Linked DNA regions of Homo sapiens: region 1 is linked to region 2. Evidence: chromatin loops called from intact Hi-C (ENCODE). Cell type or tissue: A673. All regions are shown on one strand. Links, peaks and the distances in the headings refer to the core of each region. The heading gives the core; the rest is flanking DNA. Region 1 holds the start of LOC124903722 (a long non-coding RNA gene). Region 2 has its middle 64 kb from the start of PSMD7-DT.

The links. Hi-C counts contacts between places; a loop is a spot of excess contacts. Peaks named below come from ENCODE experiments on the same cell type or tissue, not always from the same donor. Only the 100,000 strongest peaks of a DNase experiment are listed, where the experiment ranks them.
Region 1: a loop joins it to region 2, with 3 times the contacts of the local background. A loop is called at or near these places in 2 of 110 quality-filtered maps.

Annotation. Positions count from the first base shown.
Region 1 is chr16:74,097,243-74,113,268 of GRCh38, reverse strand. It overlaps LOC124903722 (a long non-coding RNA gene), which reads left to right and starts at 9,431. Exons shown (of 2, transcript XR_007065119.1): 1 at 9,431-9,472; 2 at 9,917-10,187. RefSeq lists a silencer at 3,992-4,192. In A673, for the core only: CTCF peaks have their summits at 5,114, 5,314 (motif pointing right) and 9,048; a DNase peak (open chromatin) is centred at 5,298; H3K4me3 peaks cover 604 bases.
Region 2 is chr16:74,143,287-74,159,312 of GRCh38, reverse strand. No RefSeq gene overlaps it. Among named protein-coding and RNA genes, the nearest start is that of PSMD7-DT, 64 kb to the left of the region's middle. In A673, for the core only: no CTCF peak of the experiment used is centred there; no DNase peak of the experiment used is centred there.

The DNA of each region.
Region 1 (16,026 bases), core at 4,550-12,549, 48 kb after region 2:
GAAGCCGAGGTGGGCAGATCACTTGAGGTCAGGAGTTTGAGACCAGCCTGGCCGACATGGCGAAACCCTGTCTCTACTAAAAATACAAAAAAATTTGCTGGGCATGGTGGTGCTTGTCTGTAATCCCAGTTACTCAGGAGACTGAGGCAGGAGAATCACTTGAACCTGGTGGGGCACAGGTTGCAGTGAGCCAAGATCACGCCACTGCACTCCAGCCTGGGCAACAGAGCAAGACTCTGTCTCAAAAATAAATTAAAAAATCAATCAATCAATAAATCAATCAATAAAATAAAAATGTAGCATGAGGGCAGGGATAGAAGAAATTAAAATTTTAAAAAATTTTAAAAATCGATTTAAGGGGTACAAGTGCAGATTCCTTACCTGCATGTATTGTATAGTGATGAATCTGGGCTTTTAGTGTCCCCGTTACCTGAATAGTGAACAGTGTATCCAATAGATGATTTTTCAGCCCTCACCCCCTTCCCCCCTCCCACCCTCGCACCTTTTGCAGTCACCAATGTCTGTTACTCTATTCTGTATACCCATGTGGACCCATCGTTTAGTTCCCACTTGTAAGTGAGAACATGTGCCATTTGACTTTTTCTTTCCCTCCCTTTCTCTCTCTTTCTCTCTTTCTCTCTCTGTCTCTCTTTCCTTCTTTTTTTGAGTTTCGCTCTTGTTGCCCAGGCTGGAGTGCAGTGGTGTGATCTCGGCTCACTGTAACCTCTACCTCCCGGGTTCAGGTGATTCTCCTGCCTCAGCCTCCTGAGTAGCTGTGATTACAGGTATGCACCACGATGCCGAGCTAATTTTTTGTATTTTTAGTAGAGACAGGGTTTTGCCATGTTGGCCAGGCTTGTCTTAAACTTCTGACCTCAAGTGATCCACCTGCCTCGGCCTCCCAAAGTGCTGGGATTACAGGCTTGAGCCACGGTGCCTGGACTGACTTTCTGTTTCTGAGTTACTTCACTTAGGATAATGGCCTTCAGTTCCATTTATATTGCTGCAAAAGACATTATTTCATTTGTTTTTATGGCTGAGTAGTATTCCGGGGTGTGTATGTGCCATGTAGTCTTTATCCAATCCTCCACTGTTGTTGTTGGACACTTTGGTTGATTCCATAACGTTGTTTTGTGGATAGTGCTGTGATAAACATACAAGGGCAGGTATCTTTTTGATATGATTTCTTTCCCATTGGGTATATATACCCAGTAGTGGAGTTGCTGGATCAAATGCTAGTTCTATTTTTAGGGAGAGCTTATTTTTTAAAAAAGAGATTGCTGAAGTTTTCTTCTGCTGCTAGAAATAAGAATATAGATCCTCTTACATTGTTTCTCTTATAAATAATTCATAAGCCCATTTTCTTTTCTTTTCTTTTCTTTTCCCTTTTTCTGAGACAGGTCTTGCTCTGTTGCCCAGGCTGGTGTACAGTAATGTGATCATGGCTCACTGCAGCCTTGCCCTCCCAGGCTCAGGTGATCCTACCACCTCAGCCTCCGAAGTAGCAGAGACCACAAGTGCACACCATCATTATTTGTAGAGATAGGATATCCCTATGTTACCCAGGCTGGTCTTGAACTCCTAGGCTCCAGCAGTCCTCTAGCCTCAGCCTCCCAAAGTGCTGGGATTACAGGCATGAGTCATCATGCCTAACCAGCGATTTTTTTTCTTAGTGGAAAAAGATGTCCACTAATTCTCTAAGACTTTGTGTCTTTGTTCTATAGATGCACTTGGTAGATTTTCATAGGATTTTTGTGATCTTGCAACCCCAAAATGGGAAAAAAATATATTTTATATATATAATAAATATATAAAATATATATTTAAATATAATATAATATATAATATATTATATAATATATATTTTATATATTTATATAAAATTATAAATTAAAATTTATATATTATATATTATATATTTTATATAATATATAATATATAATATAATAATGTTATATATTATATAATATATAATATATAATATAATAATGTTATATATTATATAATATATAATTAATTTTGTTATATATTATATAATATATAATATAATTTATTATATATTATATAATATATAATATAATTTATTATATATTATATAATATATAATAAATTATATCAATATATAATAAATTATATCAATATATAATAAAATAAATATATTATAAATTTATATAATATATTTTATATATTATATTAAAATATATTTTTATATATTTATAATATATATATTTTATATAATATATAGTATATAAAAATGTATTTATATATTAAATACATATTTATATGTAAATATATATAATTAAGTATACATTTATATGTAAATATATATAATTAATTATATATTTATATGTAAATATATATTAAATATATATTTACATATATGTAAATATATATTTAATATATATTTACATATAAATATATATTAAATATATATTTATATAATATATAATTAAATATATATAAATATATAATTAAATATATATTTATATGTAAATGTATAATTAAATATATATTTATATAATATATAATGAAATATATATTATATAATATATAATTAATTATATATTATATAATATATAATTAAATATATATTATATAATATATAATTAAATATATATTATATAATATATAATTAAATATATTTATATAATAAATATCTATAATTAAATATATATTTATATAATATATAACTAAATATATATTTATATAGTAAATATCTATAACTAAATATATATTTATATAATATCTATAACTAAATATATATTATATAATATCTATAACTAAATATATATTTATATAATATCTATAACTAAATATATATTTATATAATATCTATAACTAAACATATATTTATATAATAAAGATATATAACTAAACATATATTTATATAATAAAGATATACAACTAAACATATATTTATATAATAAAGATATATAACTAAATATGTCTTTATATAATAAAGATATATAACTAAATATGTCTTTATGTAATAAAGATATATAATAAAGGTATATAATTATATGTCTTTATGTAATAAAGGTATATAATTATATGTCTTTATGTAATAAAGGTATGTAATTATATGTCTTTATGTAATAAAGGTATGTAATTATATGTCTTTATGTAAGAAAGATATAATTATATGTCTTTATGTAAGAAAGATATAATTATATGTCTTTATGTAATAATTATATGTCTTTATGTAATAAAGAAATAATTATATGTCTTTATGTAATAAAGATATAATTATATGTCTTTATGTAATAAAGGTATATAATTATATGTCTTTATGTAATAAAGGTATATAATTATATACATGATATATAATTATATATTTATATAATAAAGATATATAATTATATATGACATATAATTATATATTTATATAATAGATATATAATTATATATCTATTATATAAATATATAATTATACATATCTATTATATAAATATATAATTATGTATATTTATTATATAAATATATAATTTATATATTTATATAATAAATATGTAATTAAATATATATTTATATAATAAATATATAAAATTAAATATATGTTTATATAATAAATATATAATTATATGTTTATATAATAAATATATAATTATATGTTTATATAATTATATATATTTATACAATAAATATAATTATATATGTTTATAAAATAAATATAATTATATATGTTTATACAATAAATTTAATTATATATGTTTATATAATAAATATATATATGTTTATATAATAAATATAATTATATGTTTATATAATAAATATAATTATATGTTTATATAATAAATATAATTATATATATTTATATACCCAATGGGAATTTTTTGGCTGCAAGCAACAGAAAGTTCAACTTAAACCAACTTAATTTAAAAAAATGAACGAATTGGCTCATATACCTAAAATGTCCATGGAGGCTTCAGGCACATTTGGTTCCAGGAATTTTGGTGGTGTCATCGGACTCAACTTATTCTCTTGCATCTTTATTTCCTTTCCTTTGTTTTCGTTTATTCTCAAGCAGGCTGCTACCTGTGTTGGCAAAGTGGTTCCCAGAAGCTCCAGGTTGATATGCCTTTCCCAGGAGAAGGAGAACATTTTTATCTTGGACTCTCTAGCAATGAACTAGGGATTAGTTCTGATTAGACTTGTGGTATGGGCCATAACTGCTATTAGGGGGATGGGATAGCCTGATTGACAAGGCCTGGATCATGTGCCTGCCCCTGGATCTGGATGTGAATTTGACTACTCCTGAACCATAGATACACAGGATTGGGCTGGGGGTAATTTCCAAAGGAAAACCTAGATGCAGAATGTGGGATAGGCAAAAACAGCAACTGTCTACCACAAATGGCAACTCAGAAGAATCAGATGACTTTTTTGGGGCATGGAAGACCTGCTCTCTATATAAAGAAAAGCAGTGTATATAGGAAGGCTGGGTCTTTTTAGTCCTAGCATTGCCTTATGGAGTAGTCAGAATTGGCCCAAATTATGAGATATTTTAAGCTTGATAATTTAATATATTAAAAATAATGACTCTATATTCAAATATTTAATTTTTGCTCCAGAATATGAAAATAATTCTCATTTATTTACAATTCAAGAAGAAATGATTAGCCACACTCCAAATCTGGAAATGTGACTTACTGACATGTTATACGATGGTGACTCTCTCCTTTTCTTTTTCTTTTCTTTTCTTTCTTTCTTTTTTTTCAGGGTCTTGCTCTGTCCCCCAGGCTGGAGAACGGTGGCGTGATTATGGCTCACTGCAGCTTTGACCTCCTGGGCTCAAGAGATCCTCCTATCTCAGCCTCCTGAGTGGTTGAGATCACAGGTGTGCACCAGCACGCCTGGCTAATTTTAAGATTTTTTGTAGAGACAGGGTCTCCCTGTGTTGCCCAGGCTGCTCTTGAACACCTGAGCTCAAGCGAATCTCTCGCCTCGGCCTCCCAAATTGTTGAGATTGCTGTTAAGTAGAAAAGTCTTTAAGGCAGAGAACTTTACTCCCCCGAAATAATCTGTGCTTCTTAGAAGCAAAATTTCTGTTTGCTTCTATTTGACGTTGAACCGAAGAAGGTGAGCCCTTTATGGAGAGGGAAAATACTGGCATTTGCAAATTAAGCTGCTGAGAGCTGTCCTTAAAGTTCATTTGGGAATGCAATTTCCTCATAATAGTGTCTTGGCACATAAACGTGTCGAGACTGACTCACGGATTTGGAAGTTGATTTTTATTTGAGGAGGTGGAAGTGAAAGGAAAGACGAGCTAGTAATGACCCTGTTATCCCTCCCCCACCAGCAGGGGGAGGTAGGATTGCGCTTGCTGTTGTTAGCCATGCAGGCAAGAAATCTGGCTTCTGGACGTTAGGAAGCATTTCTGATCGTTAGGTAGCAACTGCTCTACTTACCGAGGAGGAAATTTCCAGGTGCAGAGGCCTGCAAGAATGAGGGAGGGAAGTTCTGCCAGTAGATTAGAACCATGTAATCCCAGCATGTTGGACGCACAGGGATTTTTGAGATCATCTGGTCTGACCTGTCATCTCATGCAAGAAGAGAGTGGACTTTTTAGAGGTGACATGACTTGTGCAGACTAGTTTTTGGTCTATATGAGTGGTAGATGGCAAAATGGGAAAGGCATGAATGACCCTTGGAGTGAGAGAGAACAGTGTGTAGTTTCCAGTTTTCTCACTCGCTAAGCATGCAGGCTTGAGCTGGTTGCTCAGCATCCAGGTGCTTTTTGTTTGTTTGTTTGTTTTGAGACAGAGTTTCGCACTGTTGCCCAGGCTGGTGTGCAGTGGCGTGATCTCGGCTTGCAGCAACCTCCGCCTCCCAGGTTCAAGCGAGTTTCCTGCCTCAGCCTCCCGAGTAGCTAGGATTACAGGTGCCCGCCACCACTCCCGGCTAATTTTTTTGTAGTTTTAGTAGACATGGGGTTTCACTATGTTGGCCAGGCTGTTCTCAAACTCCTGACCTTGTGATCCGCTCACTTCGGCCTCCCAAAGTGCTGGGATTACAGGCGTGAGTCACCGCGCCCGGCCCCAAGTGCTTCTTACATAACATTGTAGAGTGGGGCGTTAACTGGAATAATGGAGGGGAAGCAGCTACTGGATTGCCTGCACATAGTGTGTGCACTCAGTAACTTCTAATAGCTTCCCCCATGCTGGGAATATCTGACTTCCCTTTGTTGAAATTATTTCATTCCCATCTTAAAGTGCTCTTGTGAACCTTCACTTCATAAAACCCAGCACAATGCCATTGATCAGTGCCAACAATTCACTCATTTTGTTGATTTTGTGTTTTTGAAACCAACCCTTGGGCCAGGCGCAGTGGCTCACACCTGTAATCCCAGCACTTTGGGAGACTGAGGTGGGAGGATTGCTTGAAGCCAGGAGTTCGAGAACAGCCTGGACAACATGGTGAGACCTCATCTCTACAAAAAATAAAAAGATTAGACAGATGTTGTGTTGCACGCCTATAGTCCCAGCTACTTGGGAGGCCGAGATGGGAGGATCTCTGGAGCCCATGGATTTGAGGTTGTAGTGAGCCATGATTGTGCCACTGCACTCCAGCCTGGGCAACAGAGTGAGATCTTATCTCCAAAAAAATATTTCTTTAAAAAAAGAAACCAATCCTTCCCCATGAAGACAGGACAGGTCCGAGTTCATATTGACTTGGTAACATTAGGTGCTTTGTGTATTAAACAAATCCGTGCGCATGAGCATTTCACATTCCAAAATGGAGGTCAACACGCATATAAATACAGGTGTATACAGAGCTCGCCTGGGCTGTCGCCCACCTTTCACACTGCCCCTCTTACCCCGTCACCCTCCTGTGCCAGGTTCCTGCCACACGGGCCTTCGTGACCTTCCTCCAAAAGGTCAGACTAGCTTCTGTGCTATAGTCTGTGTCTGTGTTCCCTCTGCGGGGAAGGCACTGCTCCCATCCTGCTTGTCTCCTTCTTGTTATTCAGGTCCTTTTGGGGAGGTTTTTGCTGATCAGCCAATCTGAAAGCGACCCCTAGTCTTTTTCTATCACATCAACCTGTTCCATTTTCGATAGCACTTGTTACGTGTTTGTGTATTTATTGTGTAGTGTCTGTTTCCTCCCATTGGACTGTTCACTATGTAGTTAACATAGAGGACTGGACGCGGTGGTTCATGCGTGTAATCTCAGCACTTTGGGAGGCCGAGGCAGGCAGATCATTTGAGGCCAGGAGTTCGAGACAAGCCTGGCCAACATGGCAAAACCCCATCTCTACTAAAAAAAAAAAAAAAAAAAAAAAAAAAAAATTAGCTAGGCGTGGTGACAGGCACCTGTAATCCTGGCTACTTGGGAGGCTGAGGCAGAGAATCTCTTGAACCTGGGAGGCGGAGGCTGCAGTGAGCCGAGAGCACACCTCTGCACTCCAGCCTGGGTGACAGAGTGAGACTCCATCTCAAACAAAACAAAACAAACAAAAAAAATAGGGCCTTCATTTTTCTCATTTTCCACTGCATAACCAGTGTCTAAAGCAGTGCCCAGCACACAGGTAGGCCCTTAGTAAATTGCCATTGGATGAATGAAGGACTGAATTTGAACAAACCATGCGGACAGCAGCATACATTATGGGAAGAGACCTGGGCTGGCATTTCAAGCTACTTTCACTCCAGACTGCATGACCTTCAGAGAGAATTCCAGTTTTTGAATATCACTTTTCTGATAAAATAAAGAGGTTAAACTAGATCACATAAGGTTCCTTTCAGCTCTTTATTCTGCAGTTGTATGTTGGTTTTCTTCCGTGCTGAACAATCTAATAGGAATTTACTGTTACAAGTCAAGGTGGTTTTTAGGTGGCTTCTGTGTATCAAAGCACAAACTACATGCCAGGCAATGGCTGATGGCTCTGGAGAGTCAGACAATAGGTGAGAAGGCGGCATTATCTAAGAAAGAAGGAATCGCTTTAGGTAGGGTGAAGTATTCCACTGCCAGTGGAAGATGTGTCTATCCATAAACACTAAGGAATCTTTTTGATAAATGGTAGAAGGCTAATTGCAATTAAAACAAAATTGCCCTTCCAGGCAGGGCACGGTGGCTCACGCCTGTAATCCCAGCACTTTGGGAGGCTGACGGGGTTGGGTCACGAGGTCAGGAGTTCGAGATCAGCCTGACCAACATGGTGAAGCCCTGTCTCTACTAAAAATACAAAGATTAGCTGGGCGTGGTGGTGCACACCTGTAATCCCACCTACTCAGGAGGCTGAGGCAGGAGAATTGCTTGAATCTGGGAGGCGGAGTTTACAGTGAGCTGAGATTGTGCCACTGCACTCCAGCCTGGGCGACAGAGCAAGACTCTGTCTCAAAACAAAAAACAACTAAAAAAAAAAAAAACATAATTGCCAAACCAAATTATTCCTACTGGCCAAGTGCCGTGGCTCACACCTGTGATCCCAGCACTTTGGGAGGCCGATCCATGCAGATCACTTGAGGTTAGGAGTTTGAGAACAGCCTGGCCAACATGGTGAAACCCTGTCTCTACTAATAATACAAAAATTAGCCAGGCGAGGTGGCGTCCACCTGTAATTCCAGCTAGTTGGGAGGCTGAGGCATGACAATCTCTTGAACCTGGGAGGCGCAGGTTGTAGTGAGCCGAGATCCTGCCACTGCACTCCAGCCTGGGCAACAGGGTGAAACGTGTTTCAAAAAACAAACAAAAACTCACAAATATTCCTGCCTATGTAATTTTAGGGAGAGTTATGTAAAATTAACGTTTAAGCCTCTCCTTTTGTGATTTCCTTTATTAACAAACAATAACAATTTGCAGAATTGCTTTCCTTTCTCCATACCATTTTACCTTTCAGAATAGGATGTGTTAAATCAAGTATAGCCTACAGCTGCCTCCTTATATATTTTAAGTTCTTATATATTTTAAGTTTGGCTTAACTGAGTTATGGCCAAAGGGGGACAAGTGTTCAAACTGTGTTCAAATCAGGCAACGGCTGAGCTGAAACCAATCTGGCTGTGTTTGTCCCTCACTTCCATTTTCCGGACATCACTTTCCTTTTTCTGTCTATAAATATTCTCCCACCACATGGCTGTGCTAGAGTCTCTCTGAGCCTACTCTTGCTCAGGAGGCTGCCTGATTTGTGTCTGGTTCTCTGCTCAGTTAAACTCTCTTAATTTAATTTGCTAAGATTTTTAGCAGGTGTATTGTTTAAATACTCTGTATTAGTTTCCTATTACTGCTTTAATAAATTACCACAAACTTAGGAGTTTAAAAGAATGCAAATTTATCTGTTAGCTCTGATGATAGGTCAGAAGTACAAAGAGGGCTCTCTCTGCCTGAGAGTAAGATCTCATGGGGCTGTGTTTTTTCTCTAGGCTCACTCTCTCACCTAGGCTGGAGTGCAGTGGTGTGATCCTGGCCTACTGCAACCTTGTTCTCCTGGGCTCAGGAGTTACTCCCATCTCAAATGCCCAAGTAGCTGGGACCACAGGTGTGTGCCACCATGCCCAGCTAATTTTTGTATTTTTAGTAGAGATGGGGTTTCACCATGTTTTCCAGGCTAGCCTTGAACTCCTGAGCTCAAACAATCTGCCCGCCTCAGCCTCCCAAAGTACTGGGATTACAGGCATGAGCCACTGCCCTTTCTCCATCTTCAGAGCCAGCAGCAGCCAGTGTTGGGGCTTAGAAAACAATACCCCAAAATATGGCACATGGGCATACTGAGTACTTTGAACACTAGGACATTGGAAGCCCTCAGAAGCAGGCTCAGAAACAAAGTCTCCTCTCTGACCTTCTCTTGTCCTCCTGTCACCCAACCCCTGTTCCCCCTCCAAAGTCTTAGAAACCAGAATTCCTCTTCCCCAAGGTAGATCCTAGTAATTAGAAACCCTCTCATTAAACCTAGTAATGTCACTCTCTGCTTTCTCCTTTGAAGATGCTCATTCCAGAGGGGTCCTGCCCCATACCCAAGAGGAAGGAATGCTACCCAGAGAGGCCAAGAAGAATCTGCATAGACAAGCCTTGTGTGTTCCCCACTTAGTCTATCACAATTAGATTCTTCTCTTTGTCCAGTCATGTTTCTACCTGGTTGCCATTCCTCATTGAACCTAAACATAAAATCAGTTTCCCCTTGGTGTTTAGGTCTTCATTTCTGATGGCTCCTGTGTCCTGTATAACTTTGATTAAATAAATTTATTATGCATTGATATGGTTTGGTATGTCTTCACCCAAATCTCTTCTTGAATTGTAGTTCCCATGATCCCCATGTGTCCTGGGAGGGACCAAGTGGGAGGTAACTGAATCATGGGGGCGGTTACCTCCATGCTAGTCTTGTGATAGTGAGTGAGTTCTCACAAGATCTGATGGTTTTATAAGGAGCTTTCCCTCCTTCTGCTTGGCACTTCTCCTTGCTGCTGCCATGTGAAGAAGGACATGTTTGCTTCCCCTTCCACCATGATTGTAAGTTTCCTGAGGCTTCCCCAGCCATGCTGAACCGTGAGTCAATTAAACCTCTTTCCTTTTTAATTACCCAGTCTTGGGTATGTCTTCATTAGCAGCACGAGAACAGATGAATATAGCATTTCTCTTGTTAACCTGTTTATTGTTATAAGAATGTTGGCTCTGACCTTTATAATGGATATGAAAAAGTATTGCACCTTTCTGTCTCTATACTGGTTAAGTCTTTCTCACATCATGTCCCTTTGATACCCACTCTCCTGCCTCCCTTTTCCACATTTAGAGACCCTTGTAATTACACTGCACCCACCTGGATAATCCAGGATTATCTCCTTATTTTAAGGTCAGCTGATTAGCAACCTTAATTCCATCTGCTACCTTAATTCCTCTGTGCCGTGCATTGTAACATCTTCACAGGTTCTGGGAAATAGGGCATGGACATTTTCTATTGTTCTGCCTATCACACATGCCTATAAGAAAAAGAGCAACCACTAAAGAAAAGCAGATTCTAAGGCATTTGCTGAAATGTAACAGTGTATGTATTAATATGTGAGAACAGCCACATTGCTGTTTTAATTAAGAAAAAAGGTGATAGTATCTACTTTGTTTTATTGAAGACCTACCACCATGGAAGGAAAAAATGTTCCTAGTACCTGGCTGAAAATACCACCAGTTGGGGATTTGTGTGCCAGATTTCAGAAAACATCCTGTAACTCTTTTGTTTGCCCATCAGCACTGTCTTCTGTGTGTGAAGTTGGTAGAAAGCAGACAGTCCCATTTACAGAGCTAGTTTGTCTATAGACCATGTTCACAAATGTAGTTTTGTTGAAACCCTTTTGTCCTGCAACTTTGGCTTCAAATGATTTCTTCAAGAATCTACAGCTATGACCAACTACACAATAGAAACCAATTATATTCCCCTGTGGAGCATCAGATGTAAATTTCTGCTTTGCCTACTTTATAGCAAGAAACACAGAGGAGGGAAAAGTTAACTTCTGGCCCTGATTCATCACTTTTATTGAAGTTAAATTCTTTTGTTTTAATGCACACTTGATTGAGCAAGCATTTATTGAGGCAGTTATGGTTTGTAGGAGAAAGAGACAGTTGAAGAAAGAACAAACGAATCTAATGTAAATCAAATACTTAGCCCTTTTATAGGAACTACAAAGCCTTAAATGTGTGTTCTTAACAGTAATTTTTACAAAACTCCAATAGGAAGCTTTGACAGTGATTGTTTCTGCAGGGAGATGGGTTTTTCCTTTCACATGCTAATCACCTGCTCCTGGTGATATTTCTCTCCTTGACTGCAGTCTTGGAATTGAATAATTTATGGAATGAATTTTGTTGTAAATTTACTGTGTCACAAGCAGGTTGTAATTTCACTAACAGTTCACTTAAGTTATTAAGTTAAAAAAAATGTGGTTGATAGGATAGTGCATTTGGAGGTCCCCCCAGCCCCCCAGGAAGTTCACATCTTATATATTTTCAAAACAGAGTACTTGCCTAATTTTTATTCAGAATCTGATATGAGAAAAGGAGGTACACATTAACATAAGTAGAATTGCATTTGCACACTATTGTTGAATTTTGGAAGTCGTAAACAAATTATTGAAGATTTTATAGAGACAGAAATAGCATTAAACCCACGGTGCTGTGGCGCTGCTGCCATTGTCTTCTGAGTAATTGTCCCCAGCTTGCTGATGACAAATGAAGAGTCGGTGGTGTGAAGGTGAAAATGCCCCTGGGAGGGAGAAAAGCCACATTAATCCCTTTAAATGTTGCTTCAACTTTGAGGTTAAGATAATGGCAAATTATCAGTCTCCCAAATCTTATCCGATCCAAATGGACTACAAGGAGAATAAAAACAAAAAAATCTTTAAAAATCTCTCACAGGGGTATCTGATTGGCTCCATCTACATTCACTGTGTTCCCAGGGCTTCCCTTTTAATGGCTGTTCTGCTGTGATAAGAGGCAACATTTGGCCACTGCAGAAACCTCTGCATAGTTTCTGCCCCAGATCCTTCAGCATTCAGCAAACATGCATTTAAGGCCTCCTGTTATTTACATTGAAATTTTTCTATTGACCCTGCCAGTGTGAATGAATTTCAAACAAGTCGTTTCTTTCTCTGTATAGATTATTTCCCTAGGTTCCTGGTAGGGGTTACTTTTAATTCCTCTGGGAGTTCCCTCTATTCTTGTTAGCACCCTGAGGATTTGCTTTCTGTGTTCCACCCTGGTGCCTCATGTGTGGCCCCCTCTTCCTGCACCCAGCCCTGGGTATTCCAACTCCTGCGCAGGGGATGCTGGGTAATAGCCACTATTCTTGAACAGGAATACTTTTTAGGCCTTCAGAATAGACATTTTCACCATCTGTTACATAGAATCTAGAAATGTGATGAGAAAACAGGTTGTAATTAACCAAAAAATGCTTAAGACTCTGGGTGTCTTAATGCATTGAGTTGAGGAAATATCCTCTCAAATTACATGAAAAGAAAGACAGCTTTTACAATTTTTTTTTTAAATTAAATAGGCCTTATTTTTTGGAGCTGTTTTAGGCTTACAAAAAATTGAGGGGAAAGTACAGAGTTTCCATATGCCCCTCCTTTCCTTCCCCCCGTCTAGTTTCCCCTGTTAACATCTTGCGTTAGTATGGTACATTTATTGCAATTGATGAGGCAATGTTGATCCACCGTTAATTAACTCAAGTCCATAGTTTACAGTAAGGTTCACTCCCGGTATTGTATATTCTGTGGTTTTCAGCAAGTGCATGACATGTATCTACCGTTACAGCATCACACAGAATAGTTTCACTGCCCTGCGCTCCATCTATTCATTCCTTTCTCGCCGCTAACCACTGATCTTATACTGTCACCATAGTTTTGCCTTTTCCAGAATGTCATATAGTTGGAATCATACAGTATGTTGCCTTTTCAGATTGGCTTCTTTTGTAAACATGATAGATTCATTGTGTGATGTACGTGACAAGTCAAGTCGCCGAAACACCAGGTTGCTGCAGAGAAAGAGGTTTCATTGGAGGGCCGCCGAATGAGGAGACAGGAGGAAATCTCAGAATCGTCTCCCAGAGGAGTCTGGGGCTAAGGTTTTTAAGGTTTTTGGAGTGGGCTGGAATGTGGCGATCATTGATTGGAAAGAGTCCATTATCTCATGGGACAGGGAGATGAAGAAACTATTCTCATGCTGATTCAGTTTCTCTATAAGGGGGCCACTGGAATTCGGAATCTGGAAACATGTTAAGCAATTCTTAAACAAAAGCCTTGTAATTCTAACATCAGAGATCTTATCTATAAGAACAATGGGGATGTATGTGGTCCGTATGTGGTACTACGTGACTTTTGGTTACAAGGGAGTGGAGCAAAGTGCAGCCTAATTAATGCTTAATTATAACGTATTTCTGTTCAGAATTCTTGTTAACCCTCTGAGGATGGCTTCATTTTCACTTAGCAATATGCATTAAGGGTACTCCATGTTTTTTCACGGCTTGATAGCTAATATCTTTCCATCGTTGAATAATTGGCTTGTGCTTTTTATTGTAGCTAACATTGTGTAATGTAGCAGAGGAAAATTAATTTTCTCTTTACACTTTATAGTTCTTAATTGGGAATGGGAGGGCAAAAAGGTGTGATGCCTTTTCTCATCCATCGTAAGGGTTACGGCCAGCACTCCTATAACAAAAGACAGGTTAACAAGATAAACACATAACACACTTATTTAATCAAAGTCTTACAGGACACAGGAGCCTTGAGAAATGAAGATCCAAACACCCAGAGAAGACTGTTTTTATGCATAGGCACAGTGAAGAATTGACAGCCATGTAGAAATGTGATTGCGTCAAAAGAGAATGATCTAATATTGTGATAGATTCTGCTGGGGAAACCCAGCGAGGCCTGTCTATTCGGATTCTTCTTGACCTCTCTGGGTAGCGTTCCTTCCTTTCAGGTGTGGGGCAGGACCCTCTGGAATTGTTACCAGAAAGGGGTCCTGATCCAGACCCCAAGAGGGGGTTCTTGGATCTCGCACAAGAAACAATTAAGGGTGAGTCCATTGAGTAAAGTGAAAGCAAGTTTATTAAGAAAGTAAATAAATAAACCGAGTGCAGTGGCTCACGCTTGAATCCCAGCACTTTGGGAGGCCGAGGCAGGTGGATCACGAGGTCAGGAGATCGAGACCATCCTGACTAACACAGTGAAAACCCGTCTCTACTAAAACATACAAAAAATTAGCCAGGCGTGGTGGCGGGTACCTGTAGTTCCAGCTACTCGGGAGGCTGAGGCAGGAGAATGGCTTGAACACGGGAGGCGGAGCTTGCAGTGAGCCGAGATCATGCCATTGCACTCCAGCCTGGGTGAAAGAGCGAGACTCCATCTCAAAGAAAAAAATAATAATAATAAAAATAAAAAAAGAAAGTAAATAAATAAAAGAATGGCTACTCCATAGACAGAGCAGCCCCAAAGGCTGCTGGTTGCCCATTTTTATGGTTATTTCTTGATGATATGCTAAGCAAGGAGTGGATTATTCATGCCTTCCCTTTTTAGACCATATAGGGTAACTTCCTGACGTTGCCATGGCATTTGTAAACTGTCATGGCGCTGGTGGGAGTGTAGCAGTGAGGATGACCAGAGGTCACCCTCGTCGCCATCTTGGTTTTGGTGGGTTTTAGCTGGGCTCTTTACTGCAGCCTGTTTTATCATCAAGGTCTTTAGGACCTGTACCTTGTGCCGACCTCCTGTCTCATCCTGTGACTTAGAATACCTTAACCATCTGGGAATGCAGCCCAGTAGGTCTCAACCTCATTTTACCCAGCCCCCACTCAAGATGGAGTTGCTCTGGTTCAAATGCCTCTAACAAAATGAGGGTCTTCAAGGGAGAAGGAGGAAGTCAGAGAATGACCTTTCTAGGTTGTATGGCTTACTCTGGAGAAGGTTTCTAATTTCTAGGATCTGCTTTGGGGAAGAGGAATTCTGGTTTGTAAGATCCACTTTGGGGAAGGCAGCGGGTTGGGAGACAGGAGGGCAAGAGAAGGTCAGAGAGTGACTTTGTTTCTGAGTCTGCTTCTGATGCCATTCAATCTCCTTCCGTTCAAAGCACCCAGCACACTAAAGGGTCATGCTTTGGGGTGTCATTTTCTAAGCCTCCAAAGTACTGTTTCCCATAACAGGCAGATAAATGAGAACAAAAACCCCCAGAAGTTTCATAACATGTATGTCTCATGCGTACATGGCAGATACCCAGAGAAATCTCCAAGTGCTGGCTTTGAATTCAGGCTTAAATACCATTGTCTGCTGAAACAAAGAAAGAGCAAAGAAAGAATGAGGAATGCCAGTTATGGGGAGGTGTCAGGAAAAACAGTGAACAGGGTAAGGTTTGTTCTGTAGATTTAAGTCCAGGTCTTCTCCATTGATATGAGTCTCTAGTGATTTAAGGTCATCCCTTTCTTCCTGGTACTGAGAGGGAGACAGCCTTACAAATAAAAATTTTCTTTATGGATGTAAATTACCTTACAAACGCGTAACTTCTACATGGTCCTTTCCAATGCATGTTACCATTGTGGGTAATTAGTTTTGGTCTTAA
Region 2 (16,026 bases), core at 3,011-11,010:
TGCTGTCAAGAGACAGACAAAAGATTTTGGGGAAGCACATAAGATGTCTACTATCCATGCATTGCTTCTGGACATAAAAATTGACATATACTTCCTGTTATGAAACTGGCAATAGGAATTAAAAACTTTAAAATGTGCTTATAATGTTATTCAGAAATTCAGTTTCTTGGAATTTATATCAGAGAAATAGTTATGGATATATAATACAATAATATCTGGCTATTATGTAACTGAAGCTGCATCATTTATAGTAACTAAACATTTGGAAATATTTAAATGTCTAACTGCATGGATTTGATGAAATTGTGTATTGAACAGTCAATATTCATACAATGAAATATTATTTAACAATGAAAAATGATGCTATTAAGAATATTTAAGGGCGTGGGAAAGAGTTCACTATGTGTTATTAGGTAGAAAAAGCAGGCTACAAAATCTATGATCTTTTTTTGGGGAAAAAGCATATATATTTATAGAAGCTATAGAAGAAAGAAGGCTATATAACAAAATATTAACAGTGGTAGGTTGGGTGGTAGAAATATATGCTTGCATATCTATATTTTCATACATTTCTTGCAATAAATCTTTAATATATTAATTTCTTCTTCTCCAATCTTTATGCGTCTTTTTCCTTATTGCACTGGCTAGAACTTTTAGTACAATATTGAAAAGATTTGGTAAGCGTGGACACCGTTGCCTTGTTCCTGATCTCAGGGAAAGAGAGTTACTGTTTCACAATTAAGTACAATGATAGGCATGGGTTTTGTAGATGTCCTTCATCAGATTGAGATAGTTCTTTTTTTACTTCTAATTTGCTGAAGTTTAATCATAAAGGGGTGTTGAATATTGTCAAATGATTTTTTAAACATCTCTTGAGATGATAGTATGATCTTTTTCTTATTCTATGAATGTGGCATATTACACTGATTGATTTTCAAAAGTTAATCAACCTTGAATTTATGAGATAGACCCTACTTGGTCATGGTGTATTACTGTTCTAATATATTGCTGAATTTAATTTGCTAACATGTTGTTAAACATTTTTTTAACCTGTGTTCATGAAGGATACTGATCTATATATTTTTAATTATAATATCTTTGTCAGGCTTCTGTGCTGCTATGTAAAACAAGTTGATAAGTATTCTCGTCTTCTCTATTTTCTGAAAGAGTTTATATAGGATTGATATTACATCTTCTTTAAACATTTGGTGGAATTCACCAGTGAAGCTATCTGGTTCGGAAGATTTTATAGTGAAGTTTTTGATTTTAAATTCAGTTTTTAAATAGATACCGGGTTATTTAGATTGTCAATTTCTTTTCATGTAAATTTTGGTAATATGTACTTGTCAAGGAATTTTTCATTTCATGTAAGTTGTTAAATTTATTGAAAGCTTATCATTTTAATATCTTTAGAATCTATAGTCACATTCCTGATATTGGTAACTTCTATTTCTTTTATTGATTAGTTTTGCTAGGGGTTTATCAACTTAATTAATTATTTTAAAGAACCAACTTTGATTTATTTATTTTTTCTACTAATTTGTCTGTTTTCTATTTCATTGATTTCCATTCTAATTTTTATTCTTTCCTTCCTCTTACTTACTGTGCATTCAATTTTCTCTATTTTGTTTTAGTTTCTCAAGATGGAGCTTAGATTATTGACGTTATACCTTTCTTTTTTTTATTATTATACTTTAAGTTCTAGGGTACATGTGCACAACATGCAGGTTTGTTACATATGTATACATGCGCCATGTTGGTGTGCTGTACCCATTAACTTGTCATTTACATTAGGTATATCTCCTAATGCTATCCCTCCCCCCTCCCCCACCCCACAGCAGGCCCCAGTGTGTGATGTTCTCCTTCCTGTGTCCAAGTGTTCTCATTGTTCAATTCCCACCTATGAGTGAGAACATGCGGTGTTTGGTTTTTTGTCCTTGCGATAGTTTGCTGAGAATGATGGTTTACCTTTCTTTTTAAAAAATTTTTTTATAAAAAAGCAGTTAAACTAAAAATTTCCCTGTAAGCACTGGTTAGGCTGTATCCCACAGTTTTGAAGTACTATGTTTCTATTATTTTCTCATCTTGTGATTTCTTCTTTGGTCATTTGTTATTTAAAAGTATACTGTTCAAATTCCAAATATTTGAGGGTATATTCTTGATAGCTACTCATAATTGATTTTTAATATAACACTTTTATGGTCAGAGAATATGCTCTGCATAATTTCAATCTTAAGATATTTATTGAGACTAGTTTTATGACTCAGCATGTCTGTTTTGGTGAATTTTCCTCGTGGACTTGAAAAGAATGTGTGTTCTGCTGATAACACTTTTATAATAAGAAATCCCATAAAATTATTTTAAGATCACTAATCCTGAGACATGTTTAAATTGACTGCTTTTTGACAGAATAGCAAAACAGTTAATATCTATCTTTAGCTCTCCCAGGGGGATTATTCTATTTTACTTGTTACCCAAAATTCCCTGTGCTGTGTTTACCCTTCTGTCAGTATGTCTTTCAGATCTTGTTTTTTCTTTCTTTCTTTCTTTTTTTTTTTTTTTTTTTTTGAGACGGAGTTTCGCTCTTGTTGCTTGGGCTGGAGTGCAATGGTGCGATCTTGGCTTACCGCAACCTCCGCCTCCTGGGTTCAAGTGATTCTCCTGCCTCAGCCTCCCGAGTAGCTGGGATTACAGGTGCCTGCCACCATGCCTGGCTAATTTTTGTATTTTTAGTAGAGACGGGGTTTCACCATGTTGGCCAGGCTGGTCTCAAACTTCTGACTTCAGGTGATCCATCCGCCTTGGCCTCCCAAAGTGCTGGAATTAAGGCGTTAGTCACCGCACCTGGCCCAGATCTTTTCTTGTATCTGTAAAAAATTATATTAGCATAAGTTGCTGGTGTAATTTATGATAACTACTTAAGATAACACTTTTTATATTTTTAAAAGTATATCTTAAATTCTTGTACTAAAGAAATAGAGTTATTACATCAGTATTTGAAGAATTCATGGACCCAAAGTGTCTCCTTCTATACTAAGTTATACAGAAATATCAGCTATGAAGCTGGTGCCCCATTCCCTGTTTTCATTCTCACATGTATGAGTGAATTAATGACGTGAAGGAAATAAGATTTAATCATCGAATTTTGGGCACACTGAACAGGTATATTAATGCTGGTAGGACTCTTGTATACCTCAGTCTGTATTAAACTTTTCTTGCAAACAGAACAAATGCTCTGTGATGGCAGTGAGCCTGTTTCACATGAGGAAGTATAAGGGGCCAGTAAGGTGGGAGTATGGAGAATAAAAGGAGATGGATAAGAAAGGCAGGACTGAACTCAGAGGGCTTTGTTGGTTTGTTGAGGATGTTGATCTTTATCCTAGCAGCAGAGAGACACCATAGAAGGGATTTAAGCAGGGAGATCATGTGCTTCAGAAAGACCCCTCTGGATACATGACGGAACATTGAATGGATTCAAGAGGGAAAGTAAGAAGAAATTGGGAAATGATTGCTAGTTTCTAGGCAAGAGATAATGGCAGATTGGATTATGGAGGTGATGGTGGAGGTGGAGAGAAGTTGAGTTGGTGTGTGTGTCTCCTTCCACCGCTGCCCATCCGCGTCTCCTTAATCTACTGTAGGACCCAGGCAAAAAGAAGATCAGGAGATATCCCTAAGAGGAAGGCCAATAAAAGTGAAGAAAAGGCTAACCTATAACAAACTTCAAATACTCAGAGGTTCTTAGGATAGTACTCGCAGGAAGTAAACCATGCTTAGTTTCAGTAAGTGCTAAATCTCTTATGGATTACATGCATGTTTAGCTTAACAGATGCGTCAGTAAAGCTCAGTCTCACACTCCTGTAAGGGTACAGGAAGCCATCTGTTCAACAGTAATTTTAAATGTAGAATCCTGAGGCAATTAATATGAAAGAACAGGTAGTAGTCTTTGATTGATATTTTTAATGCAACCCATTAAAAATACTGGGTAAAACAGAGTGATAAATGGCATTATTATTGTATCTCTGTAGGTTGTAAGGCCAATGCTTTACATTCATATGTTTCTTAATTAACACAGCTGTTTCCAACTTTCCATTTCTGTCTTTTATGTATAATTTCAAACAAACAAACTATAGTGGCTCCAGCATGTTTTACTGTCTTTCTCTAAGAATAAGTAAAAGAAAAATGTACACAAACAAAGATATCCTTTGGTGTTAGATCCCAGCAGCACAGCATCATGACATCTACCTATAATGTATCCAACAAAGATCAAGAGGAAAAGCCAAAATGTGTGTATTTGTATGTGGAGGTTTTTTCCTTGCAGATGGACAACATTATTAACAACCCCATACGAAGAGGATTTTGAGTGAGTGATTCTGAGTGAATAGAAAATAGAAGCCATTAAAAGAATAAAAGGACAGAGAGTCATTTCTTGAAAAGGACACAAAACATTTATATTATGCTTAGTATTTTTTTGTTCTTGGCAAAGTATTTTTTTTTTTTTAGAATCATTTCCTACTGAGTTCAAGTAATTCTTTATACCTTTTCTGTGATTTCTGTGACTTTAATTATGTTCTCTGCCTAAAATGACAATTTCATCCATTACCCATATAATTGTTATTTTCTGATAGGTTTCCATTTTTAGGTTAATTCTCCAGATATCCTATTTATCAAATTGTGTGGGGGAGGGCAGGAGAATGAGGTCTTTGTCATTTTTTTTCTCTTTCTGTCTCAGTCATGTATGTTTTACCTGGTGGTTACATAGTCTTTTACTTTATTTTGTGGCATGTAGTTTTGTCCTTAATTAGAATAAAAGGTATTATCTAGATTTCCCTATATTGATAGAAAAATTATAGTTTATGTTTCTCTTTCTGTTATGTCCTTGGTCTGCTACTCCTAATATTGTCATTCAGTTGAGTTGACTTGAATGGTTATAATCCACAGAAATATAATTAATGTCAGTGATGTTTCCAACACATTGTCATTCTGAAGAAAACATTAAGTTTTTTTAAAGGCATGTGATTATATGAAGGATGATCTCCAAATATTCTGTATCTTAATAGAATATATAATCAGAGAATGCAAAATTCATCTGAAGTAATGACACTAAGCTGACAAATTGTCTGAGTACCTGTCTCTGGTTGGTGGGGCAGAATCAGCTCTGCAGGGTGGGCAGGCAAAGAAAAGAATAAAGGTTTTAGAGAAAACTAAGCTGGCTGATGGGAGAGCCATAGAAAGAGGCTGGCTGATGGATTGGCTATTTCCTGTAAAGCAGCAGGTGATGCTGAAATCAGGAGTGTGCATAGTAAGATTTCATCAGAAATCCAAGGTTCATAGGCCAAATAGATCATTGAATGAGTGAAGAAATCAGAGTCAGAGACCAAATTCCAAAGCATGGAACCAGGCTATGGAAACAGGTGGCAAAAGGCCACCTCCAGGCAAGTGGCCCTGGGTCACTTGGGTTATCCTAATACAGACATGAGTTCGTCTGGCCTACCTTGTCTTTTATTGGTTTGTTCAATGCCAGAAAGTACCTAGGGTGTTTAAAGGGTCAGAGACAAAGCTGAGGAATAACAAGGATGACTTTTCTAACAATAGATCTGATGAAGTACTGGACCAGCCAAGGGAATATCGGACAACTCCTTCCTAGACATTTGCTGAACAACTGACTTTAGATGAAGTCCTACTCATAGGTGGGAATTTGAATTACTAGCTTATTGACATTTCTTCTGGCTTCAAGAATTCTATGATTTTGTCTTTTATAGTATATTATTGGAGTATACAAGGTCAATTTCTTGTTCAGGAAGCCTATATTGAGCAGTCTTTTTAATAGAAGTACTCTTAAGCAGCTGTAAAAATATTAAATGCCCTCTGCTCTAGAACTGACAATCCTGTGTCATAGCAGTCTCAAATTACAATGTCCGTTCATTAGTAAGAATGGTATTACTTAAGCACACAAGTGGATTTTTCTTTCCCTTTCAGGTACAAGATAATGTTGGTCTAGCTACATTTATTTTTAATTTTTATTTCTATTTCAATATTTTTTGGGGGTACAGGTGGCTTTTTGTTACATGGATACATTCTTTAGCGGTATTTCTGAGATTTTACTGCACCTGTTGCCCAAGCAGTGTACACTGTACCCAATATGTAGAGTTTTATCCCTCACCCCCATCTCAACCTTCCCTTACCTGAGTCCCCAAAGTTCATTATGTCATTCTTATGCCTTTGCATCCTCATAGCTTAGCACGGTCTGGCTACATTTAAAAGGCATGGTATACTAGGTCCTTTGGTTTGTCATTTGACTTTAGAGGTGACAAATGGCAGTGTCTAAGCCTGCTTTCAGTTCTGACCACCTTCTGATAATTCACATTGGATGCCATGGGACCACCTTAGTATAATCACAGTTTTTTTCTTGAGATACATTACCAGGCAGTTATATGGGTATCTGCATTGATCAGTGGCCAGACCAGCTTCTACAATACAAGTAGTATCCTGTCAACTAAACATAAAAGCTTAAATGGGACTTTCGTAATTGCCAGGCACTGTGAGGTTTTGTAAGAAGGCAATGGAAAACCAGTGAAGAATTTCAAGTAAGGGACTCTATTTGTTTAACAAATATTAATAGCATCAGGCATTGTGCTAAGAACTGGGGATTCACAAGTGAAAGAGCAGACATAGTTCCTATTTTCAAAGAACCTATGTAGATAAGAAAAAAGGCAATTACAAAATAGTGTGATAGACGCTATAATGGGAAGAATTACAAGATGAGAATATTTAAGGAAGGAAAATAACATGGAATTAGATGGGGTGGGGGTGGTCAAGGAAGTCATCTTAGAAAAGGTGATATGTAAGACCAAGGAGCCAGATGACAAATAAGGAAGTGTGTCCCAGGCAAAGGATGAACATATACAAAGAGTCAGGGAGACAGAAGATGGAGCACTGTGAGAAGTGAAGATTATTGAGGGTAGTTGGAAGGTCAAGTGCTTTGATCAGAGTAGTCTATGTGGACTCACAAGTCAATACTCATAGGGTTTTCTAGCCTGAATTCATACTGTCTAAATGTGAAGAAACTGTAACCTAATCTAAGTATATATAAGTTAGGAGTAGATGACTAAAAGGCAAGTGTTCTAATGCTCTTGTGGTGTTTTTGGGAGGTAAATATATTGGCGAGCTTTTGACTTGGATAAGTTTTTGTACACCTCTTAAAGAATAAAAACAAAATATATAATTTTTAAATTAGTAGAGGAGAAAAATGGAAAGACAACAAACAAAAACCCAAAAGAATACAAAAAAATGGGGAGGGGAAGGGAGAAAAGACTACATAAATAGAAAACCTGAAATAAGATGGTAGATATAAATACAAATATGTCTGTAATTACATTAAGTGTAAATGGTCTAAATTTGAGGACAAAAGTTATCAGATTGAGTTAAAAAAGAACAAGCAAAATCCAACAATGTGTTATTGATAAGAAAGACATGTGAAACATAAGCAAATAGACTGAAAATAAAAGCATGGGAAATGGTATACCAGGAAAATTTGAAACGAAGGGAAGATTGTGTAGTTATATTAATATAAGATGAAATACATTTTAAGACAACTAATATTACTGAAGATAAAGAGGATCATTTTGTAACTATAAAGTGTCTTATTCACCAGGAAAATACAATAATTACAATTTTTATTGACCTAGTAACAAAGTCTCAAAATATATAGAGCAAAAATTGGAGAACTATAAGGAAAAGTAGATAAAACCACAATAATCTCTCTCAGAAATTGGTAGTTCAATTAGACAAAAATTCTGTAAGGGTATGGAAAATTTGATCGACACAATTAAACTTAACCTAATAGACATATGTAAAACACTCTACCCAACAACTCCAGAATACATATATTTTCAAATACATATGGAATATTTATACAAATTGACCATATTCTGGATCTTGAAGGAAGTCACAAAATATTTGAAGGCATTTAAATTATATAGTCTACATTCTCTGATCTCAATGTAATCCATAATAAAAAATAACTAAAATTACCTCGCATAAATTTATCAAAGTTTAATAAGAACCATTTTGGGTATTTCAAACAGGATGCAGGAAATGTGTTGCAAAGGTGTTGAAAGACCTGGAAAAACAAAATAGAATATATGGTTATACAAAATCGATGATTTATGTGCTTTTGGGATGCCACTGTCATGCCTTTGCTGCTACTGCCATCACTGCCAGAGTCACAGCCAGAAGCACTGGTAGAGGCCAGGAGAAAGTAGTTTCAGCCAGGAGAAAGTAGCTTCTTCCTTCCTCTGGCTTCCAGTCTCTTATTAGTGCCTCTCACTGGCAGACCCAACAGGAGGACAGCTGGAAAGGGAGTCTGGGAAGTGTAATTGCAGGCTTCCAGTCCTGGCATTAGAAAGAACATGGCTGAAGAGCAAATGCAGGACAGTAGACACTGTTCAGCACAATCCACTCCTTTGGCTATTCAGCACCCATATATACACTCTTATATTTAAAACAACAATAAAAATAACATTATGCTTCTGACTTACAGTGTGCAAATATCTTTTATACAAAGATGCAGCCGCTTTCTCCCTAAAATGGAAGTATGTGATCCTATTACTGGATCCATCTCAGAATGTTGTTAATTTTTCTTCTGATTCAGTAACAATTCCTCCTGGATATTCTGTAACATAAAGACTAAATTGTAAATTTAGCCACTTAACATGAAATAAAATGATGCGGAAAGGGAGGTAGATGTGGGCAGGATGGGGGGGGCAGATGAATATATGCAAATATGTAGATACAAGTAAGGAAAATATGCTTGGGTGTTATAATGTAATTATAGAAATCAATAACTAAATGTAATGAAACTAAATGTATAATGTATAATAACTAAGTATATAATGTAATTTAGAAATCAACAACTAAAATGAAACTGGAAAAATCAGAAAAAGCTTGTGTTAGGAAATGAAAAAATAACAGTTAAAGATTCAATAAATGAATTACAATGAGAATTAGAAAATACTTAGAACTGATTTATAATAAAAATATTAAATGTCAAATCTGGTAGAAGACAGCTAAAGCAGAACTTAGAGGGAATTTTATGACATTGAAAGCTACAACAGAAAAGAAGGAAGGATAAAAATTAATGCAACAAGCTTCCTCCTTAATTAAATGCAAAGAAAGTAGAAGGAAGAAAGTAATAAGTGTAAAAACAGAAATCAATACAATAGAAATTAAGCTTTTAATAAAGATAATCTACAAAGCTAAGTAAGTTATTTGAAAAGACTAATATAATTGACAACCCCCTAGTGATATTGATCAAAGAATAGTAATCATTATCATGACTGAAAAAACCTTAATTATTGGTGTTCTGGATATTACAATGACAAAAGATTATAATGATAAATTTCAAGCTGTAACTTTGTGTATTAGTCCCCATTCTTATGCTGCTATGAAGAAATACCCAAGACTGAGTAATTTATAAAGTAAAGAGATTTAATTGACTCACAGTTCTGCATGGCTGGGGAAACTTCAGGAAACTTACAATCATGGCTTAAGGCACCTCTTCACAGGTTGGCAGGAGAATGATTGCAAGCAGGGGAAATGCCAGACAATGCTTATAAAACCATCAGATCTCATGAGACTCACTCACTGCCATGAGAACAGCATGGGGGAAACTGCCCCCATGATCTCAATACCTCCACCTGGTCCTGCTGTTGACATGGAGATTATGAGGATTCCAGTCGAAGGTGAGATTTGGGTGGGGACACAGAGCCAAACCATATCACTTTGAAAGTTGTTAAGAAATGGACAAAATCTTAGAAAAATACAGTGGACCCAAATTGACTCAAGAACAAATAGAAAACCCAAGCAATAACAAAATCATTAAAACAATTACTCCATAGTCAAAAATATTTCCACAAACCCCCTCCAATCCCAGCAAAATCAATCATTCAAGAAAAAAATTCAAAATTCACTATATTCCAGAGCATAGAATACAAATTAGCATGTCTTTGATACCAAAACCTGAAACAGATAATAGAAGAAAGAATTGTAGACCAATATTATAATGAAATACATGGGAAAATCCTGTGCAAAATATTAGCAAACCCAAAAGAGTAATATATATATAAAGGGTAAAGAATCATGAGCAAACTGTTCTTGTCACAGGAATATAAGGTTGGTTCTACTTTAGAAAATCAATTGTTATTTACCACATTAGTATATTAAAGATAAAAATCATATGATTACCTTAATAGATGCAAAGCATTGAATGAAACTCAATACAATTAGGAAATACTCTTAGCAAACTGATACAAGAAGGGAAATTCCTTAAACTGGTTAAGGGTTTCTAAAAAAAGAAGTACTTTCATACTTCTAGTAAAACTTTGACCTTATATTTGAGATTAGCGAAAGACAAGAATGTCACATGCACACGTATGTTTATTGCGGCAGTATTCACAATAGCAAAGACTTGGAACCAACCCAAATGTCCAACAATGATAGACTGGATTAAGAAAATGTGGCACATATACACCATGGAATACTATGCAGCCATAAAAAATGATGAGTTCATGTCCTTTGTAGGGACATGGATGATATTGGAAATCATCATTCTCAGTAAACTATCGCAAGAACAAAAAACCAAACACCGCATATTCTCACTCATAGGTGGGAACTGAACAATGAGATCACATGGACACAGGAAGGGGAATATCACACTCTGGGGACTGTTGTGGGGTGGGGGGAGAGGGGAGGGATAGCATCGGGAGATATACCTAATGCTAGATGACGAGTTAGTGGGTGCAGCACACCAGCATGGCACATGTATACATATGTAACTAACCTGCACAATGTGCACATGTACCCTAAAACTTAAAGTGTAATAATAAAAAAAAAGAAAGACAAGAATGTCCCTATAGTTACTTTATTCAACAATCTATTAAGGCCGGGTATGGTGGCTCACGCCTGTAATCCCAGCACTGTGGGAGAGGCAGGTGGATGGCTTGAGCTCAGGAGTTTGAGACCAGCCTGAGCAATATGGCGGAAACCCATTTCTACAAAAAATTAGCCAGGTGTGGTGGCATGTGCCTGTAGTCCCAGCTACTCGGGAGGCTGAGGTTGGAGGCTCTATTGAAGGTTCTCAAGTATAGCAAAGAAAAGCAAGGAATAAACGGTATCAGGAATGGATGGGAGGAAAGAAACCTGTTACTATTTACAAGTGATAGGATTATGTACAAAACACAAAGGAATCTGTGCATAATTTATTAGAATTAATAAGTGAGTTTAGAAAGGTAGTTAAATTAAAAAAAAATGTACAAAAATCAATTGCATTTCTACATGCCAGCAACAAACATTTAGAAAATGAATAAAAGCTGCTTGTAATAACTTAAGATATGAAACACTGAGGAAGAAATGTAACAAAACATATGCAAGACCTTTATGGAAAAAGTGTAAAATTTTATTGAGAGATATTAAAGCAGATCTAACTAAATAGATAAGTAAGCCCTGCTTCTGGATCAGAAGACTCAATATGGTAAAGATGTCGATTCTTCTATAATTGATTTAGATTCAATGTAATTCTGTTTAGAATTCATACAGGATTTATTTTTCTTTTGTGAAATTTGATAAGCTACTTATAAAGTATATATGGCAATGCAAGGGGCCGAAAACACCAGTATTCTTCATGAAAAAGACAGAATTCAGGAAGTTGCCTACCAAGATCAAGATTTCAAAGCTATAGTAATTGAGATGCTTTGGTGGTGTTATAGGCATAGAGCAGCAGGAGAGCAGAGGTAGCCCAGTTAGAGATCCACACATATGAGGGCCTTTGATACATGACAGATGTGATATTGCAGATTAGTGGAGGGCAGGATAAATGGTGCTGGGACATTGGAGTATGGATATGAAAATAAATTGGAATTGTACCTTTATCTTATACTATATGGAGAAATCAATATCAGGTGCATTACAGTTCTTAATGAGTCTTTAAGCTATAGTTTTTAAAGAATAAGACTTTCAGAAAATAACATAGGAGATTATTTTCATGACCCCGAGGTAGGGAAGGATTTCTTAAACATGAAACACAAACCCTAAGCATAAAGGAAGAGATTGATGACTGCTTATGTACCCCAAACCTCAGCATCATGCAATATACCCATGTAACAAATCTGTGCATGGCCCCCTGAATCTAAAATAAATGTTGAAATAAAAAAATTAAAAAAAATAAGAATTCATCCAAAGCTAGCACACAGAGAAAAAGAACAACAGCCACAGACACAAAGATCTATAAACTTGGAGAAGGTATTTTAATGCAGAATCTGTCAAAGAACGTGTATCCAGAAACTTTAGAGAAGCCCTATGTGATGCTGGAGCTGACATTTCACAAACCACATTTCCCAGACTTCTGAGCAACTGGTTTCTAGTTTGTTTCTGCAGATGGGGACCTGCTGGGAGGCTCAGGAGGAGGAGGGGGTGAAGTATTTCCTTTCTGTTTTCTTCCTCTTGCCACAGTTGGCACCTGCTTCCAGCTTCTTTCAGTACCTCCAGCCATGACTGCCCTTTGACTGTGATGCAGGGCAGGCAAGCCCCAAAACTGGGGCTTAGCCTAGGAGGGTTCATGGCTTCCCCCAGGAAAGAATTCAAGAGCAAGCCGGTGGTGTTAGACAGCAACTTTTATTGAAGCCACAGTGTGTATAGCAGTGACAGCAGAGGTACTGCTCCTTGCGGAGCAGGGCTACCCCATAGGCAGTTTGCCCAGAGTAGCAGCTCAGGGGCAGTTCTGCAGTCATATTTATACCCACTTTTAATTACATGCAAATTAATGGTGGATTTTGCAGACATTTCTAGAAAAGGTTGGTAACTTCCATGTCATTGGTTCATTGCTACAGAAAGGGGCAGTCACTTCCAAGTGTTGCCATGGCAATGGTAAATTGACAAGGCACACCAGTGGGCCTGTCTTATGGAGAGGTGCTTTCACCTCTACCCTGTTTTACCTAGTCCTAAATCTGGTCCAGTGTCTGAGCCCCACCTCCAGAGTCAAGTCCCATCTCCTACCTGAAATGGGCAAGAGGGTTCCTCTGCGCTGAGCCCTGAGCATTAAAGGGCCCTCCCCTCGGCCTCTTCTGACTGTGCTCCTAATGATGGGACAAGGTGTCTGCATGGCCAAAGGGGTGTGGCTACATGGAATCTGTCCTGCCTGCCCTCTGTTGTGGCCTGGGTAGCCTTGAACCATGACCATTCCCCATGCAAAGCACCCTGAGTTCCTCCTTTCAGGGGTGGTCCATGCTATCGTGCCTTAAGGGGTAGCTGTTTGTGTCTAATTGTGTGTGGTTGGGGGTGAATGGAGCTTGGATTTGTAGTCTTGGGTGATCACATGTACGCACTTGAGGCTCCTAATGGAGCAAGGTGATGCCTGGTGAGGAGGGGCTGGGACAGGGGTCTGAGCTGAGAGTACGGCTATCCCCAGGTGCTGCCACTTTCTGGCTAGGCACTTTGGGAGTCTGAGAAGTCTAAACAAATCTATGGCTTCTCACACTAACTGCAGTGAAAATCCAGTTAGTTTTTGAATTTTAAATTTGTTGTAGACTAGTGCTTTTGTTAAATACAATAAAAATAAATTATAAGAAAAGTGAAATTCCAAAAAGTATACAAGCAACATAACATGACTATCAAATAGGCATAAAAATTTCAAAACACCCTCAATTTCTACACTTATTTAGCATGGACTCATAATATAATTTTCAGACTTGCATTGCAAGAAGCACTTCACTCTAAGAATGCATACAGTATGTGTTTATTTCTATAAAGACTCAAAGTAGCCATATGGAACAATATGCTGTCTGGGTATAGACACACAGGTGGTAAAACAATAACCAAAACAAGAGTTAGGATAGATGTTACCTTCTGAGGGAGAGTAGGTGATTTGATGGTGGAGACACAGGAGTCCCTAAGTGGCCATGCTCTATTTCTTAATCTGAATAGAAAGAAGAGCAGCATTTTATTAGTATTCATTTTATTAGTATTTTAACTTGTTAACTCTGTATTGTAAGTCTATTGGAATTGTACCTTTATCTTATACTATATGCAGAAATCAATATCAGGTGCATTACAGTTCTTAATGAGTCTTTAAGCTATAGTTTTTAAAGAATAAGACTTTCAGAAAATAACATAGGAGGTGATTTTCATGACCCCAAGGTAGGGAAAGATTTCTTAAACATGAAACACAAACCCTAAAGGAAGAGATTGATGACTCCTAATGTACCCCAAACCTCAGCATCATGCAATATGCCCATGTAACAAATCTGTGCATGGCCCCCTGAATCTAAAATAAATGTTGAAATAAAAAAATGAAAAAAATAAGAATTCATCCAAAGCTAGCACACAGAGAAAAATATTTTACACATATATTTCATATATAAAAATCAAAATAAAGTGAGGAACAAAATAAAAAGGAAAGAACCCTCCCCTTAGTAATTGCCTGAACTGTTTATTCATTTACACAACAGGTTATTTTTTTTTCTAGAGTAAGACAAAAATTTAAATTGTGCTTGGGTATCTGGGAAATGTAAATAAAATGATATTGATGCATAATTTTGATATGAGTGTTCCTGATATGTAGACATAAACTTTTGGCTATTAAAACAACAAAATGAAACTGAGAATTGGATATCAGCCAGTATATTTATAGGATAGAAACCTCTAATTTAGACAGACATGCCTATCTGTCAGGAAGTATTTATTTGAGTACCTGTTATATGTGTAAGGAAATTTGAGAGTATAGAGGAATATTTAATCTAGTTATCAAGATGGGATCAATATACCAAACAATAACCTAAGACATTGTATTATTTGTCACTAAATTGTGTGGGACCAATAGAAAGTGCTAACAGTAACATCTGAGAATCTCAGATATGGTGCACAGATATAATCCACATCTTTATTTTAGAATCAGTGGTAACCTGAGTGTGGTGTTTCATAGTCAGTTTTTATTGTCACATTAAAGGAAAAGATTATACAAAATGATTTGCTGTTGTGCATTTGTATGAACATATGAATACCAGGTATCTTCAACGTTTAGTAATTTCACAAACACTCCAGCCAACATGCCCATCTTCCACTTTATGATTCTTCATCTGCCCAGAGTATTCCCATGATTTTCTTTCCATATTAAGTAGGCACAAAACACTCTCGGAAGAGTGGACCATTCTTTCTATATTTCTGTTTTACATATTCTTCCGTGTGAATGAGATGATTAAGTATTTTAGTTTAAAACTCCCAGCTGGGCTGTACCACAGTATAAGTAATCAAGAGATAAGGAATACCACAACTTCTATAATTTTTAATTTATTCTGGTTAATTATTTCAGTAAGAACATGAAAACAAAACAAGCTGGTAATTGGGAATTGTCTTCATGAAATGAATTAAAGGAAGAATTTAAAGTCACTTTTGGAGTAAATTTTATGTTTGGTAGTGCTTTTCTGTGTTTTAAGATGTTGATCAGCAATTTTGATTCGTACCCATATATCATCAATTGTTGATAGTTTTCCTTTGGAGCTCTGGAAAGAAGGAAAACCACTTCAAAGTCTTGCAGCCAAATGAGCTTCTACTTGAGGTGTACACAGCTGGCAAGATCCAAGAACAAAACTGGCTATGTTTATTGCTTGATACAGCTCTACTTTTCATAAATACATTTTGAGAAGCAAAACGTTTAGTTTTTATGCTGTGCTTTGATGTATGGCTAGAGCTCAAAATAAATGGTATGTTTTAGTAAACTATTGAAAAGTGTGACTTTACTATAATGGTGACTCGGTTCTTTATTATTTACGGATTTGCTTTGAAATATTTTATCTTTGGAAATATTTGCATAAGCTTGCAATGCAGTAGTAGTTGCATTTGCTCTTTTGCTAAATTCTCCCTCTTGCCCTTTCCCAATTCTGGTCACCTCACCCTCCCACGCTGTGTTAATATTGAGAATTATCCAAGAGGAAAGGTGGAAATGAGACAAGAATGGCCTCAGAGGTATGTGTTTATCTT